Regions from separate parts of the Homo sapiens genome. Here region 1 is linked to region 2. Evidence: chromatin contacts called from ENCODE Hi-C or POLR2A ChIA-PET data. All regions are on one chromosome and are shown on one strand. The core of a region is the stretch at or near the end of the contact, and the rest is flanking DNA. Distances in the headings are between cores, read along the strand shown. Region 1 holds the start of EHD1 (EH domain containing 1). Region 2 holds the start of COX8A (cytochrome c oxidase subunit 8A).

Region 1 (6,994 bases), core at 2,703-5,202, 900 kb before region 2:
AAAGGCCTCATGGTGTGGAGAGGACACTCTTCTTGCCAGTGTGGGAGACCCGGCATTCAAAAGAACAGTCCTCCTCAGTTCCTCACCTTGTGTCGGGAAAACTGATTTGTTGCCCAAATCTCATGACTGTGAGAACAAAAATCTGTGCTGATATGCAAACTCTGTCAGTGGAAAGAATGAACCACTCCTCATCCCAGGGAGAAACCTATGTTTTGGTTTTTCTCAGCTCGATTTTTCTGCCATATTTGGAGAAAAACTCCTTAAAAAAAAAATATCGACTGGGTGCGGTGGCTCATGCCTGTAATCCCAGCATTTTGGGAGGCTGAGGTGGGTGTATTACTTGAGGTCAGGGGTTCGAGACCAGCCTGACCAACATGTATTTTTAGTAGTCTCTACTAAAAATACAAAAAATTAGCCAGGCATGGTGGCAGGCGCCTGTAATCCCACCTACTTGGGAGGCTAAGGCAGGATAATCACTTGAACCCAGGAGGTGGAGGTTGCAGTGAGCTGAGATCGCACCATTGCACTCCAGCTTGGGTGACACAGAGTGAGACTCTGTCTCAAAAAAAAAAAAACACTCTCAAACATAGTTTATTATATAGGTGAATCCTGGTCCCTGTGATGGGCTTATTGGTACGATTTCTGGTAGCAAGCATAGGTACCAGGGCCTCCAACGTTTTTGGATTTGCAGCAACGGGGGTCAGCTACTGACAGGGTCCAGTCATGCTGGATGAGGATGCCTCTGGTCCTTTTGGAAGCCTCATCCATTTATTTCCGGTAATAGGCCACTAAGGCTTTGGAGATGGACTGATGTTGATAGCATAAATCTGGGTCACATGACCACCACCCTTCACACAAACATGCGTGTGCATGTCAGCAAATTGCTCCTTGCCCAGAGGCAGAACTAGGAACTAGTTCCAGCAGCTTGAATTGCAGCGCTCGGCTCCATCATCTCCAGGGGCCATCCATTCACCTTGATGAGGCCACTGCCATGTTTGCAGTGGATTGCACGGACTGCAGCTGGCCCTTGGATGGCATAGCCAAGAGCACAGATAAGAGCTCCTCACTGCACGGCACCGCAAGCGGAAAAGGCACCTCTCTTTTTTTTTTTTTTTTTGAGATGGAGTCTCCTTCTGTTGCCCAGGTTAGAATGCAGTGGTGCGATCTTGGCTCACTGCAACCTCCACCTCACGGGTTCAAGCGATTCTCCTGCCTCAGCCTCCTCAGTAGCTGGGATTACAGGCACACGCCACCATACCTGGCTAATTTTTGTATTTTTAGTAGAGACGGGGTTTTGTGATATTGGCCAGGGTGGTCTTGATCTCAGGTGATCTGCTTGCATCGGCCTCCCAAAGTGCTGGGATTACAGACATGAGCTACTGCACCTGGCCTTTTTTTTTTAAGTTGTCTCTAGGGACCTTGTAGATGTTTTCCTAGATCAGGCCATGACAGGACCAAGCAGACCACTTAGAGGGGAGGTGAGGCCCCTTTCTGCTGGATGAGGGCGTTTCTGAGGAGAGCTAGGGGGTACCTCAAGGCCCTGGGTTTGCAGGGAATGGATTTATTAACTGAAGAATAAAACACTGGGAGTGGGGGATGGCACAGTTTCTGAGATAAAAGAAAAATACTTGAACCCTCCATCAATCTGCCATGGGCTCAGGCAGACAGGCAGAAAGTGAAACAGCGGAGAAACCAAAAGTGAAAGGGTGCATTCACATTTTATACAACTTTCCCACCAAACAAACTGCCCTACTCAGAAAACACAAAAGAAAAAAAAATTAGGACATTTTCGGTGTGGGGCATGACAAGATAAGGAAGCTGCCTGGAAGCTGGGTGCCAACTCCATGAAATTGGGGGAAACTAATTGCTGGTCACGTGGGCCTCACCAGGGTGACAGAGATCCCTTCTTTCAGTCCTTTAAGATCTTTGGAGAAAGTCAAGTGGCCATACATAACGACAGGGTCTGGGTTTTGTTTATAAATAACCCAGGAACATTTTGTTGTTTTCAGTTTTCTAGGGCTGGGTTTTCCCAGCACACAGGGCTCTGGGGAGATTTGAAAACCATGGCGCGTCAATGAGAATGCTGCCGGGGCGCCAGTTTGGAGCAGCCTCATTGAGACGACTGAACAACTACTTCATTCAGGATCCTCAGCCCTGGGCCCTTCCCTAGATCAACCCAGAAACTGCATCTCCGGGGTGGATCCCTAACAGTGCTGAGTAGGAGGCAAACACTGTGGCTTCTAAGGCTGACCCGGGAAGTCTGGACTAGGCCCGCCGGAGGCTCCTCGTCACCAATTGGCATGCAGCCTCTGGTGACAGCTCTGCCTAGGAGCCTCAGTATCTTCTTTTGAGAATAACACCAAAAAAAAAAAAAAAAAAAAAAAAGGGGGGGGGCAGTAGCTTGTGTGCTTTACTATGATGAAAAGAATCAAATCAAAGCACTAAGGGGCGTAAGATTGCAGGCAGGGTTGGAATTACTTATCCGCTCTCCAATGGTTAGGGAGCAAGAGGGGAGGGCAAGGGAACTATCTATTCCCTCGGAAGGGATCTTACAAGCGGTAGGCGAACAAACCTCCCATCGTGTCCTCTCTAGATTCCACCACTCAGTTCCCCTGAGATATCCCCCGTTCTCAGATTTGAGTTCCTGCCTCTTCCTCTTAGCCTACCAGCCCAAGTTATCCCCTGATACAGGCCCCTAGCCCTCCAGGCTTCCACATCTCCCAGAAGCGAGGAAGTTGGACCTGAGGCTTTCAAAGTCGCAGGTTCAATTCAGATCTCTTTAAGAGCCCCCAGGGTCCTGCTACCACAGGTTGGTGTCTTGATACTGGTTACATAACAATCAGTCCCCAAAGCTCTGACATCACCCACTGAAGATTCTCACCAGCCTGGACAGCCAAAGGGGTCTGTGTGTGGCCGGGGAGGATGGCGGGGGAGTGAGCCCCATGGAACAGCCAGGAACTGGTAAGGGGAGGTAGGGCACAGATCCCAGTAAATGATGGTAAATGGTGGTGACCCCGAGAGGAAAGTGGAAGTATTTGGGTTTTTAAACTTCCCCCTAAATTCCCACAAGATTTCATTGTTGCCCCCACACTTCCCCTCTTCCCCACATAGGGAATTTCCGATTTCACTTCCCAATACGCAAGTGGCCAGAGAGCCTCAACTTCCTCCTCATGCCCTCCCTGCCTTGCCCCAGCTATAGCCTTTGTGGGGAAGCCTTCTCTTCTCCCGCGCGAGTCCGGTGTCACCCATGTCCTCCCTCGCTTGCGTCCCTCTCCCATTCCCACCCCGTCGGCCTGAGGGGAGGTCAGGCCTCTCGCTGCCCATTTTTCTTTCCCCAGTCACCAGCCCGCCCCGGATTCTCTACTCCCTCAGCTTGCTCTGCTACCACTTTCCTGTCTCTCCCTCTCCCAAAGCAGATAAAAGATGAGGGGACAAAGACAGTGTGTGTCTGGGAAGCTGGGCTGAGAGGAGGAGGTGCCGCCGCCTGGGGGTACTCCGATGCTTCCGGGGATTCCGAGCCAGCTGGAGGACCGCACGTGGCGAACGGCGGGCGCGGCGCGTAGTCAGGGAACCAGGGTGCCTGACTGGGTGTCTCGTGGAGCCATCCCGCGGGGGTGTGGGGGGGCCACGGTGCCGGAAGGCGCGCGGCCCAGAGGCCGTCTCCGCCGAACGCCCGCTCCTCGCCTTCCTAACCGCAGCACTTTCGCGAGCCTCCCTACGAGGGGCGGGGCGAAACAGGTGCGGTTGCCACGGCACCCGGACCACAGCCTCGCGAGATTTGGAATCAGCCAATGGGGGCGGGGTAGGGGAAGACGTGGCACCAGTCGGAGGGGCGGGGCTGGGAGGGGCTCCTCCCTACCGCCCCCAATTCCGCCCTGCCCCCGCCGCGGCGGCGCTAGCCGCCACTGAGGGACCGACCCTATAAAGGCCGCTCCGCGAGGGGTGCGCAGCATTCGGCAGAGGGCGCTTCGACGGGCTGGGCTGTGCGCCTGCGCAGTGTGGGTCGCTCCCGATTCCCTGCCCCGGCCGGCCCCGCCTCGGCTCCGCACCCTCGCCCCGCTCTCAGCCGCCGCTCTGCCCCGCAGCAGCCAGCCCCGTGTCCGGCAGTATGTTCAGCTGGGTCAGCAAGGATGCCCGCCGCAAGAAGGAGCCGGAGCTCTTCCAGACGGTGGCTGAGGGGCTGCGGCAGCTGTACGCGCAGAAGCTGCTACCCCTGGAGGAGCACTACCGCTTCCACGAGTTCCACTCGCCCGCGCTGGAGGACGCTGACTTCGACAACAAGCCTATGGTGCTCCTCGTGGGGCAGTACAGCACGGGCAAGACCACCTTCATCCGACACCTGATCGAGCAGGACTTCCCGGGGATGCGCATCGGGCCCGAGCCCACCACCGACTCCTTCATCGCCGTCATGCACGGCCCCACTGAGGGCGTGGTGCCGGGCAACGCGCTCGTGGTGGACCCGCGGCGCCCCTTCCGCAAGCTCAACGCGTTTGGCAACGCTTTCCTCAACAGGTACCCACCCATCACTCCAGGGGGCGGGGGGCGCGTCCGGGGCACACCCCTCACTCGGAGCCTGACCCTCCCGTGGCTGTCGCCCCGCCGTCCTTTGTCTCCGAGGCCCCAGTGAGACCCTCAGTGACCACTCCCTGGTCCAAGGGCCCTGCCCCTTCCCAGAGTAAACCCACTGGGGGTCTAAGAGTGGGCGTTGTCGGCTCCCCCAGCTTCTGTCCTCCCCAGAATCTTCCAGGGTAACCACCAAGCCCTCCTGCAGATCCCAGCCCCACTCCCCTCAGCAGCAGGGCCGCAGTAGGAAGCTGAGCCATTCCTGCGCTCCTTTTCTTGGTCTCCACCTCCGTCCCGCAGGCTGGATGCACCTAATTCACGGAAATCAACCCTCCCCTCCCTGTCTTCTTAAGTGTCAATAGCAAAACACAATGAAACTTTTAGCCATTCCCTTCTCTGGTGCGGTGTGGGTCTGCTCTGCCTCCCCTGGGACGGTGGTTTTGTGTAGGAGGGAGGAGGAGGATCGGCTGTGGCTTGCTGACTTTGGGGCAGCCCCTTGGAGGCAGGGGACAGTTGAGGTTCGAACACTTCTCCCAATGGCAGCTCTCAAGAGGTCAGTGCTGCCCTGAGGGGTTTCAGGAAGCAGGATGAGGTGGTGGCAGTGGGAGCCCTGCAATGAGATTCTGGCCCTAAGCCCTTCTGTGCACTGAGGGACAGAATCTGAGGTTCCTTCACCCACTTGGACCTCACTTTTCCAGTTAAGTGGCCTCTGCACGCGAGGAGAGTGAGCTCCAGGACTCTGCCTGTCTCAGTGCTGTGAATGAAACACAGTGCTCCCGCCCCTCAAGGAGTGCAATGCCCAAGCTCACTTTTCTCCAGAGAAACTCGAGACATGCCCGTCCCAACCCCCAGGCGACATACCAAAGTACTTCACAGACCCTGTCCTCCCTGCCACCCCACGTTCACGGACTCCACATGCCTTTCATAATTCTGCACCAGCGAAGAGCCTCTGAAGGAATCTTTGAATCCTGCCTTCCAGGTCCCCGCCCTGCACGGTCACATTCCTTTCCAGACGCCATCCAGCTGTGCAGGGCAGCTTGCCCTAGAGCCAAGCTGGTGGCCAGGCCTACTCCAGGCACAGAGCTGACCTTCAGCAGGGTCTGTTCACTTCCAGGCATTTCAGCCCGCCCTCCTGTTTTACGGCTGTTGATGTTTGTCTGTCAAGGCCAGGTTGAGTGCAGCCCTTTGGGCTAAGGGTCCTGAAGAGGCGGAGTCCTCTTCACTTTCCTTGTGAGGGCACACCTTTTTTGAAAGGAGAGACATGGCACAGGACCAGTTTTCTGAATTTGGAAGCCTAGAGTTTCAGAGCTGGAAGGATCTTAGACATCATCTTGGCAGCCCCCACCTGACTGGTTCAGGAAACCGAGGTTCAGAGGGTCTGGCTGATGTGTGGAAGTCACCCATTAGGTCAGCCAGCACTGACTGCCTGGCTTTTGCACAGCCAGTTACTGCTTTCTGCTGCTTCTACCCGAAAAAGAGCAATTCGAGATTGCTTTGTCCGAGACCGGTGCTTTGATGACATTGGTGCCACAGGATCTGAGAGGTGGCACACGTTTATTTCCTTCTTGCTGCCACCTCATCTCCAGAGGATCCCTGATCACTGATGGCCCTGCCGAAAGGGCCCTATCAGCCCACGCTGAGGCCCAGAGCTGTGCCAGGATGTGTAGTGTGGGGAGTGAGCCCGGCGAGGAGGGTGCAACAAAGGAGGCTTTTCTCTGGCTGATACAGCCTCTCCCAGCTGAGTCTTGAAGAGACTCATTGAGTCGTGAACTTGACTTGCCGGCCTTCTCCCCCTATGTGGCTGCTCTAAGAATAAAATCAGCTGGAGCAGACCAAGGCAAGGTGCAGTCAGGGTGTCTTAAGAGTGTCTTGCAAAAACTTATTGCATAACTGGGACTGCCACTTGTGCGAGATGAAACCTGTGCGTTCTTGGTGAGATGGAATCGGAGGCATCTTTGCTGCTTCCCCTTTCTTGTTTTCTGCCATATACCCTGGGCTCTGCAGAGCAACTGGTTTCTGGGTCCTATAGATATTAACTCACTTTCTGGGCTCATTTATGAGGCATTTTTATGTATGTGATTTCCCAGAGCCAATTCTGCTTCCCATCCTTCTATTCTGTAATCATCTCTCCAGCGCCTCCTGTCCCCAGCAGGAAGGCCAGGACTGGCCTTCATGCATTGCTACTGGCACTGGCGAGAGTGAGGCCCACGTTTTGCTCGCCCTGCAGGTCAGCTGGTCTTGCTCCACTGCCTTGCAGAGCACCCCTTGCCCTGGCCAGCTGCCCTCTGCCCGTGGGCCCCTGGTCACTGGGGGATGGGGCCAAAGGGAGAAGCTGATCGGCTCAGAGTCCTCCCGTCTGTTGGAAAGGCAGCTTCAAGTCTGTGTCCTACAGATAATGGGTCAGTCTTTTCTTTGCTCTCACTACCTTTTT
Region 2 (7,386 bases), core at 2,677-5,176:
CCTGGAGTTGACATTTAAAAAGCAAGCAGGGGCCGGCGGCGGTGGCTCACGCCTGTAATCCCAGCATTTTGGGAGGCCGAGGCGGGCAGATATTGAGGTTCAAGAGATCGAGACCATCCTGGCCAACATGATGAAACCCCATCTCTACTAAAAATACAAAAATTAGCTGGGCGTGGTAGCACACGCCTGTAGTCCTAGCTACTCGGGAGGCTGAGGCAGGAGAATCACTTGAACCCAGGAGGCGGAGGTTGCAGTGAGCCGAGATCACACCACTGCACTCCAGCCTGGCGACAGAGCGAGACTCTGTCTCAAAAAAAAAAAAAAAAGCAAGCAGCCAGGCGCAGTGGCTGACACCTGTAGTCCCAGCACTTTGAAAGGCTGAGGTAGGAGGATCACTTGAGCCCACGAGTTCAAGATCAGCCTGTCCAACATAGTAAGACCCCATCTCTACAAGAAAATGTTTTAAGAAACTAGCCAGGTATGGCTGGGCGCAGTGGCTCATGCCTGTAATCCCAGCACTTTGGGAGGCCGAGGTGGGCGGATCACGAGGTCAGAAGTTCGAGACCAGCCTGACCAACAGGGTGAAACCCCATCTCTACTTAAAAAAAAAAAAAAAAACCATTAGCCGGGCATGGTGGCGAGCGCCTGTAATCCCAGCTACTCAGGAGGCTGAGAATCACTTGAACCCGGGAGGCGGAGGTTGCAGTGAGTCGAGATTGTTCCACTACACTCCAGCCTGGGCAACAGAGTGAGACTCAGTCTCAAAAAAAAAAAAAAAAAGATGAAACTAGCCAGGCATGGTGGTAGCACATGCCTATAGTCCCAGCTACTGGGGTACAACCTGTGGTGGGAGGATCGCTTGAGCCTGGGAGGTCAAGGCTGCAGTCAAAGTCAAGGCTACAGAGCTGTGATTGCGCCACTGCAGTCTAGCCTCAAAAAAAAAAAAAAAAAAAGCGGGGGCACGGAGCGGTCTCTCACGCCTGTTAATCCCAGCATTTTGGGAGGACGAGGAGGGTGGATCACAAGGTCAAGAGTTTGAGACCTGGCCAACATGGTGAAATACCATCTCTACTAAGAATACAGAAATTAGCCAGGTGTGGTGGCATGTGCCTGTAATCCCAGCTACTCAGGAGGCTGAGGCAGGAGAATTGCTTGAACACCAGAGGCAGAGGTTGCAGTGAACCGAAATCACACCACTGCACTCCAGCCTGGGTGACAGAGCAAGACTCTGTCTTGAAAAAAAAATTAAAAAGGCAAGATTGCCAGGCGCAGTGGCTGTAATCTCAGCACTCTGGGAGGCCAAGGTGGGTGGATCACTTGAGGTCAGGAGGAGTTCGAGACCAGCCTGGCCAACATGGTGAAACCTCGTCTCTACTAAAAATACAAAAAAAAATTAGCCGGGCGTGGTAGTGGGTGCCTGTAATGCCTCAGGAGGCTGAAACAGCAGAATCCCTTGAACCTGAGAGGCGGAGGTTGCAGTGAGCCGAGATCGCATCACTGCACTCCAGCCTGGGCAACAGAGCAGGAGTCAGTCTCAAAAAAAAAAAAAAAAAAAAAAAAAAGCCAAGATTCTGCAAAGTCCCTACCCCCAATTAGGAAGGGCACCAGCACCTAAGAAATGAAGTCCACCAAAAAGGAAGACCAGAGAAGGCTGGCCCCTTAGAGGAAAGGCTTCTAGCTGAAGATCCAGCCCCAGTGGGACACACACACACACACACACACACACACACACACACACACACAGACACATACACGCCCATTGGGCTTTGCACAAACAAGGGAGCTGGAGGGGATGAGCCAGAAAAGCTGCACAATGACAACAGGCTTTGTCTTCCCAGGAAGCCAGGCACCATTTAAAGGTACAGAAGCACACGAGGAGTCCAGCTGAGGCACACAAAACCTACCACAGGGCAGCCAGCCGGGCGCTCTTCTCCACACCTCCACCCAGTGCCAGTGGAGGCATGAGCCCAGGCAGGAGGGAAGGCACAATGAATTTCTGAAGTAAAGTTTAAATAGATTTTATTGTTACAAGGGGGACCCCACCAAGCAGGGTCAGTGACCCCCAAGGAGGTCACCATGGAGACATCAAGAGGTCATGATTGCAGAAGAGGTGACTGGAATTGAATGACATGATCCAGGGGAGGCCGGCCACAAATGCAGTAACATGACCAGGATGGGCCGGTGGGGCTGGTCAGGTCACAGTGTGAGGGACAGAACGGACCCCTTCACTCTGGCCTCCTGTAGGTCTCCAGGTGTGACAGGATCCAGCCCGCTGGCAGGAGGAAGGTCACGAAGCAGGAGGTAAGCCCAACGGCCAATTCCTACACAGAGCACAAGAAAGAAGGCACCTCGGAGTCAGTATTCCCCTAGGCTCTCTAAGTCCTTGCAGTTCCCAGGCAGCAGAAAGCCCCGCTCAGGGAGCCAGGACTCAGAGGCAAGTGGGAGGCCCCGCATCCTCACGTTAAAGGAATCCACGCTCCACGGAGCAGACAGAGCAGGTCCAAAGCTACGCTAACCCTTGAGGTAAAGGGTCAGTTATAAGGAGGGGGAAGAGTGAGAGGAAGGAGAGACAGCTGGGGTTAGGGTTCAGGGAGAAATGCACCACCAGATGGTAAAGGAAGGGACAGGAAGCAGGATTTATTGAAACCTGTTTTAAAGCTGGTCTGGGCCGGGCATGGTGGCTCACACCTGTAATCCCAGCAATTTGGGAGGCCAAGGCGGGCGGATCACAAGGTCAGGAGTTAGAGACCAGCCTGACCAACATGGTGAAACCCCGTCTCTACTAAAAATACAAAAAATTAGCCGGGAGTGGTGGCGGGCGCCTGTGATCCCAGCTACTCGGGAGACTGAGGCAGGAGAATGGCTTGGCTTAAACCTGGGAGGCGGAGGTTGCAGTAAGCCGAGATCGCACCACTGCACTCCAGCCTGGGTGACAGAGCAAGACTCCGTCTCAAAAAAACAAACAACAAACAAAAAAAGCAAAGCCTGTATGTTAAGACCCAGGATCCTTGCATGGGCCAGTAACTCCAAAACGATACCTATCCTTCCTTGCCTGAAAACCCCCTCCCAGGCCGGGCGCAGTGGCTCACGCCTGTAATCCCAGCACTTTGGGAGGTTGAGGCAGGCGGATCACGAGGTCAAGAGATCGAGACCATCCTGGCCAACATGGTGAAACCCCGTCTCTACTAAAAATACAAAATTTAGTTGGGCATGGTGGCACGCGCCTGTAGTCCCAGCTATTCGGGAGGCTGAGGCAGGAGAATCGCTTGAACCCGGGAGTCGGAGGCTGCAGTGAGCCGAGATCGCGCCACTGCACTCCAGCCTGGCGACAGAGCGAGAACCCGTCTCAAAATAAATAAGTAAAATAAAATAAAATAAAATAAATAGCAGTAACAACCATTTTCGTCGCTGACAGCGTCAGGCATCCCCCAGTGAACCAACGAGAAAATGGGCTCAGAGCGGCTAAAGAAGTCGGCAGGAGGCGGCGCAGCGAGGAGGCGACAGGAGAGGGAGGGCCTGACAGGACCAGACCCGAGATCCTGGGGCTGTGGGGAAAGACCTAACGCCGACAGCCCCGACTGTCGCCCGGGCACTGTCCCCGTCGTTCGCGCCCTCCAGACATGCCCAAACCGGCACTGCTGCTCCCCGCTACGCTGCGGGGCGCGAGGCATTCTCAGGACCACCTGAGGTCAGCTAGGCAGAAGGGGTCAGCCCACGGCGCCTCCCGCGCTCTTCCAGGCCCGTTCCTCACCATGATCCCAAGCTTCCCCTCCGGCGGCAACGAATGGATCTTGGCGCGCGGCACTGGGAGCCGCCGGGCCGAGCCTGTCAAGCCCCGCAGCAGCAGCGGCGTCAGGACGGACATGATGGCACGGAGTACACCACAAAAAACGGTCAGCCGTAGCCCAAGGTCAGGAAGCCAAAATGGCTGCGCTGGCCGGAAGTTCTGGAGCTGGGGAAGCAGGGAAACTGCGGCGCGGAAGTCTCTCGGAAATGACGCAAGAACACACCTCCCACAGCCCTTGGCAGTTTTTGGCGCGTTCCTCGAAACAGCCAATTGACACCTTCCTACGCTATGGGCGGAGCACAAAAGGGCTCTTCTTCGAGTTATGTTCCGCCTCCAAGGCTTATACTTGTGAATGACATCTGGGGCCACCCAATCATGTACGCGAGAAGCCTAAACTGTTCTTGACTCCTCCCTTCATTCATACTGTTAAATCTCTCTCTATTCAGGCTGGGCGTGGTGGCTCACGCCCGTAATCTCAGAACTTTTGGGAGGCCGTCTGTACTAAAAAAAAAAAAGTACGGGCTGGGCGCGTTGGCTCACGCCTCTAATCCCAGCACTTTGGGAGGCCGGGGCGGGTAGATCATCTGAGGTCAGGAGTTTGACACCAGTCTTGCCAGCATGGTGAAACCCCATCTCTACGAAAAATACAAAAATTGGCCGGGCGCAGTGGCTCACGCATGTAATCCCAACACTTTGGGAGGCCGGGGCCGGTAGATCATCTGAGGTCAGGAGTTTGAGACCAGTCTTGCCAGCATGGTGAAACCCCATCTCTACGAAAAATACAAAAATTGGCCGGGCGCAGTGGCTCACGCTTGTAATCCCAACATTTTGGGAGGCCGAGGCGGGTGGATCACCTGAGGTCAACAGTTCGAGACCAGACTGGCCAACATGGTGAAACCCCGTCTCTACTAAAAATACAAAAATTAGCTGGGCATGGTGGTGGGCGCCTGTAATTCCAGCTACTCGGGAGGCTGAGTCAGGAGAATTGCTGAACCCAGGAGACGGAAGTTGCAGTGAGCCGAGATTGAGCCATTGCAGTCCAGACTGGGCCACAAGAGCGAAACTCCATCTCAAAAATAAAAAACAACAATAAAAAAAGTTCGAAAGCAGCCTGGCCAACATGGTGAGACTCCATCTCGACTAAGAATACAAAAAATAGCCAGGCATGGTGGTAGATGCCTGTAATCTCAGCTACTAGGGAGGCTGAGGCAGGAGAACTGCTTGAACCCGGTAGGCAGAGGTTGCAGTGAGCTGAGATCACGCCACTGCACTCCAGCCTGGGCGACACAGCAAGACTCCGTCTCAAAAAAAAAAAAAAAAAAAAATCTCTCTATTGAGAGTCCCCTCCTCTCCACCAGGCCTCCGTCGTTTTTGTTGAGAATTCCTGACACTGACCTAGTAACCAAACCTCCCTCAATTACTATTACACTCTTCAATTCCAGTTACCATGCTGGAGCAGCCAACTTCCCTTCCTTCCTACCCTATCACTCTCTCTCCCTCCCCCATCCCTTCCTTCTTGGTTTTTTAAACCTAAATCTGACCAAGTCATATACTTTCAGTGGCTCCCCATTGCTTCCTAGTCAAAATCCCAATTCCCGGATGTCACTGTCCAGCCTCAACTCTCAAAACTCTTCAATATTCCACACCTTCGACCCTGCTCTCTGATTTCCACCAACAAGCCTTTTGTTGCATTCAAAATGCACTCTGCATTTTGTTATTGATGTTGAGACAAGGTCTAGCTCTAAGCCCAGGCTGGAGTGGAGTGTGGTGTGATCTCGGCTCACTGCAGCCTTGCAACCTCCACCTCCCAGACTCAAGCCAACCTCCCACCTCAGCCTCCCAAGTAGCTGGGATTACAGGTGCCCACCACCATGCCTGGCTTTTTTTTTTTTTTTTTTTTTTTGAAATAGAGTCTTGCGCTGTTGCCCAGGCTGGAGTGCAGTGGCACTATCTTGGCTCTCTGCAACCTCCGCCTCCCGGGTTCAAGCAATTCTCCTGCCTCAGCCTCCTGAGTAGCTGGGATTACAGGCATCTGCCACCATGCCCGGCTATTTTTTGTATTTTTAGTAGAGACAAGGTTTCACCATGTTGGCCAGGCTGGTCTCGAACTCCTGACTTCAGGCGATCCACCCACCTTGGCCTCCCAAGGTGCTGGGATTACAGGCATGAGCCACAGCGCCCAGCCTAATTTTTGTAGTGTTTGTAGAGCTGGAGGGGGGTCTTGCTATGTTAGTCAGGCTAGTCTCAAACTCGTGAGCTGAAGCGATCCACCCAGATCAGCCTCCCAAAGTGCTGGGATTACAGGCATTTGTCAGGGCACCTGGCCTTGCCTCTGCACTTTGGGTTTTGTTTTTGAGACATGCATCACCCAGGCTGGAGTGCAGTGGTGCAATATCAGCTCACTGCAACCTCCACCTCCCTGGCTCAAGCGATTCTCCTGCCTCAGCCTCCCAAGCAGCTGGGATTACAGGTGTATGCCACCACACCCGGCTAATTTTTGCATTTTTAATAGCGACAGGGTTTCGCCATGTTGGCCAGGCTGGTCTTGAACTCCTGGCCTCATGTCATCTGCCCGCCTCAGCCTCCCAAAGTGCTGGGATTACAGGCATGAGCCACTGTGCCCGGCGTTGCTTCTGCATTTTATGTTCATTTTTTCAGCTCCTATGCAGGCTGCCTTTTTCACCATGCTAACTCCTGCTTCCTGGCTTCCAGTTAATGATACCACTTACTTTATTCAGTGAATATTTATTAGCCTCTACTGTGTGTTAGGAACTATTGTAGACACCAGTATGAACGAGGTGGATAGAGTTTCTTGTCACAAAGCTGACTTCTGGAGGGAAAAAACAGACAATAAACAGGCACTTAATTAGAAACTATTGTGTAAGTGTCACGGTGAAAATAAAACCATGATGTGCTAGGAAGATATGTGGGGTGGCACTACTCAGGATGCCTTCGCTGGTCACCCCAAGCCTGTGTCTCCTCTGTGCCCAGCAACACCTGTGTCAGCCCTGCCCCACATGGTGGGTCTCCATCAAGACTAGGGGCCACCTGAGGGCAGAGCCTGTGTTGGTTCACCACTGTTTCCAACCAGACACTCAGAATGTTTATAAACTGCAGGAGGCTGAACAGTATTGAACTAGGTAGAAGGCACATGAGAAAGGGGGTGTGGGACCAGCCCCTGGGCCAGGTCTTAATGGTACAATCTCATTCCAGGTTTACAATAATGTCATGAAATAGATGCTATTATTATTTCAATTATTTTATTTTGAGACAGTGTCTTGCTCTGTCGCCTAGGCTGGAGTGAAGTGTCACGACCACACCTCACTGCAGCCTCGACCTCCCAGGCTCAAGTGATCCTCTTGCTTCAGTTTCCCGAGTAGTTGGGGACTACAGGCACACACCACCATACCTGGCTTTTTATTTTTTGTAGAGGCAGGGTCCCACTATGTTGCCCAGGCTAGTCTTGAACTCCTGGGCTCAAGCAATCCTCCCACTGTGGCCTCTCAAAATGCTGGGATTACAGGCGGGAGCCACTGCGCCTGCCCTATTTCGAATTTTTTACAAATGAGGAAATAGGCCTGAAGAGTCAGGTGACTTGA

Evidence for each region. Hi-C counts contacts between places; a loop is a spot of excess contacts on that map. ChIA-PET counts read pairs that join two places held with the same protein, here RNA polymerase II (POLR2A). Pooled maps may share reads with other maps.
Region 1: a loop to region 2 is called in a pooled map, with 5 times the contacts of the local background. The contact joins the promoter of EHD1 here to the promoter of COX8A in region 2. A Hi-C loop is called at or near these places in 4 of 50 pooled maps. POLR2A ChIA-PET finds 5 or more read pairs at or near these places in 2 of 52 experiments (IMR-90 and WTC11).

Annotation. Positions count from the first base shown.
Region 1 is chr11:64,875,579-64,882,572 of GRCh38, reverse strand. EHD1 (EH domain containing 1) reads left to right here and starts at 3,952. Exons shown (of 5, transcript NM_006795.4): 1 at 3,952-4,512. The coding sequence starts at 4,109. It overlaps MIR10392 (microRNA 10392), which reads left to right and starts at 3,964; the gene lies at 3,964-4,050. It also overlaps the pseudogene RPS16P6. RefSeq lists enhancers at 1,434-1,523, 1,584-1,633, 1,804-1,953, 5,276-5,375, 5,039-5,815 and silencers at 3,566-4,125, 4,146-4,195, 5,046-5,115.
Region 2 is chr11:63,971,160-63,978,545 of GRCh38, reverse strand. It overlaps COX8A (cytochrome c oxidase subunit 8A), which reads right to left and starts at 3,926. Exons shown (of 2, transcript NM_004074.3): 1 at 3,752-3,926; 2 at 2,003-2,321. The coding sequence starts at 3,865. The coding sequence ends at 2,226. RefSeq lists enhancers at 598-1,275, 3,573-4,012.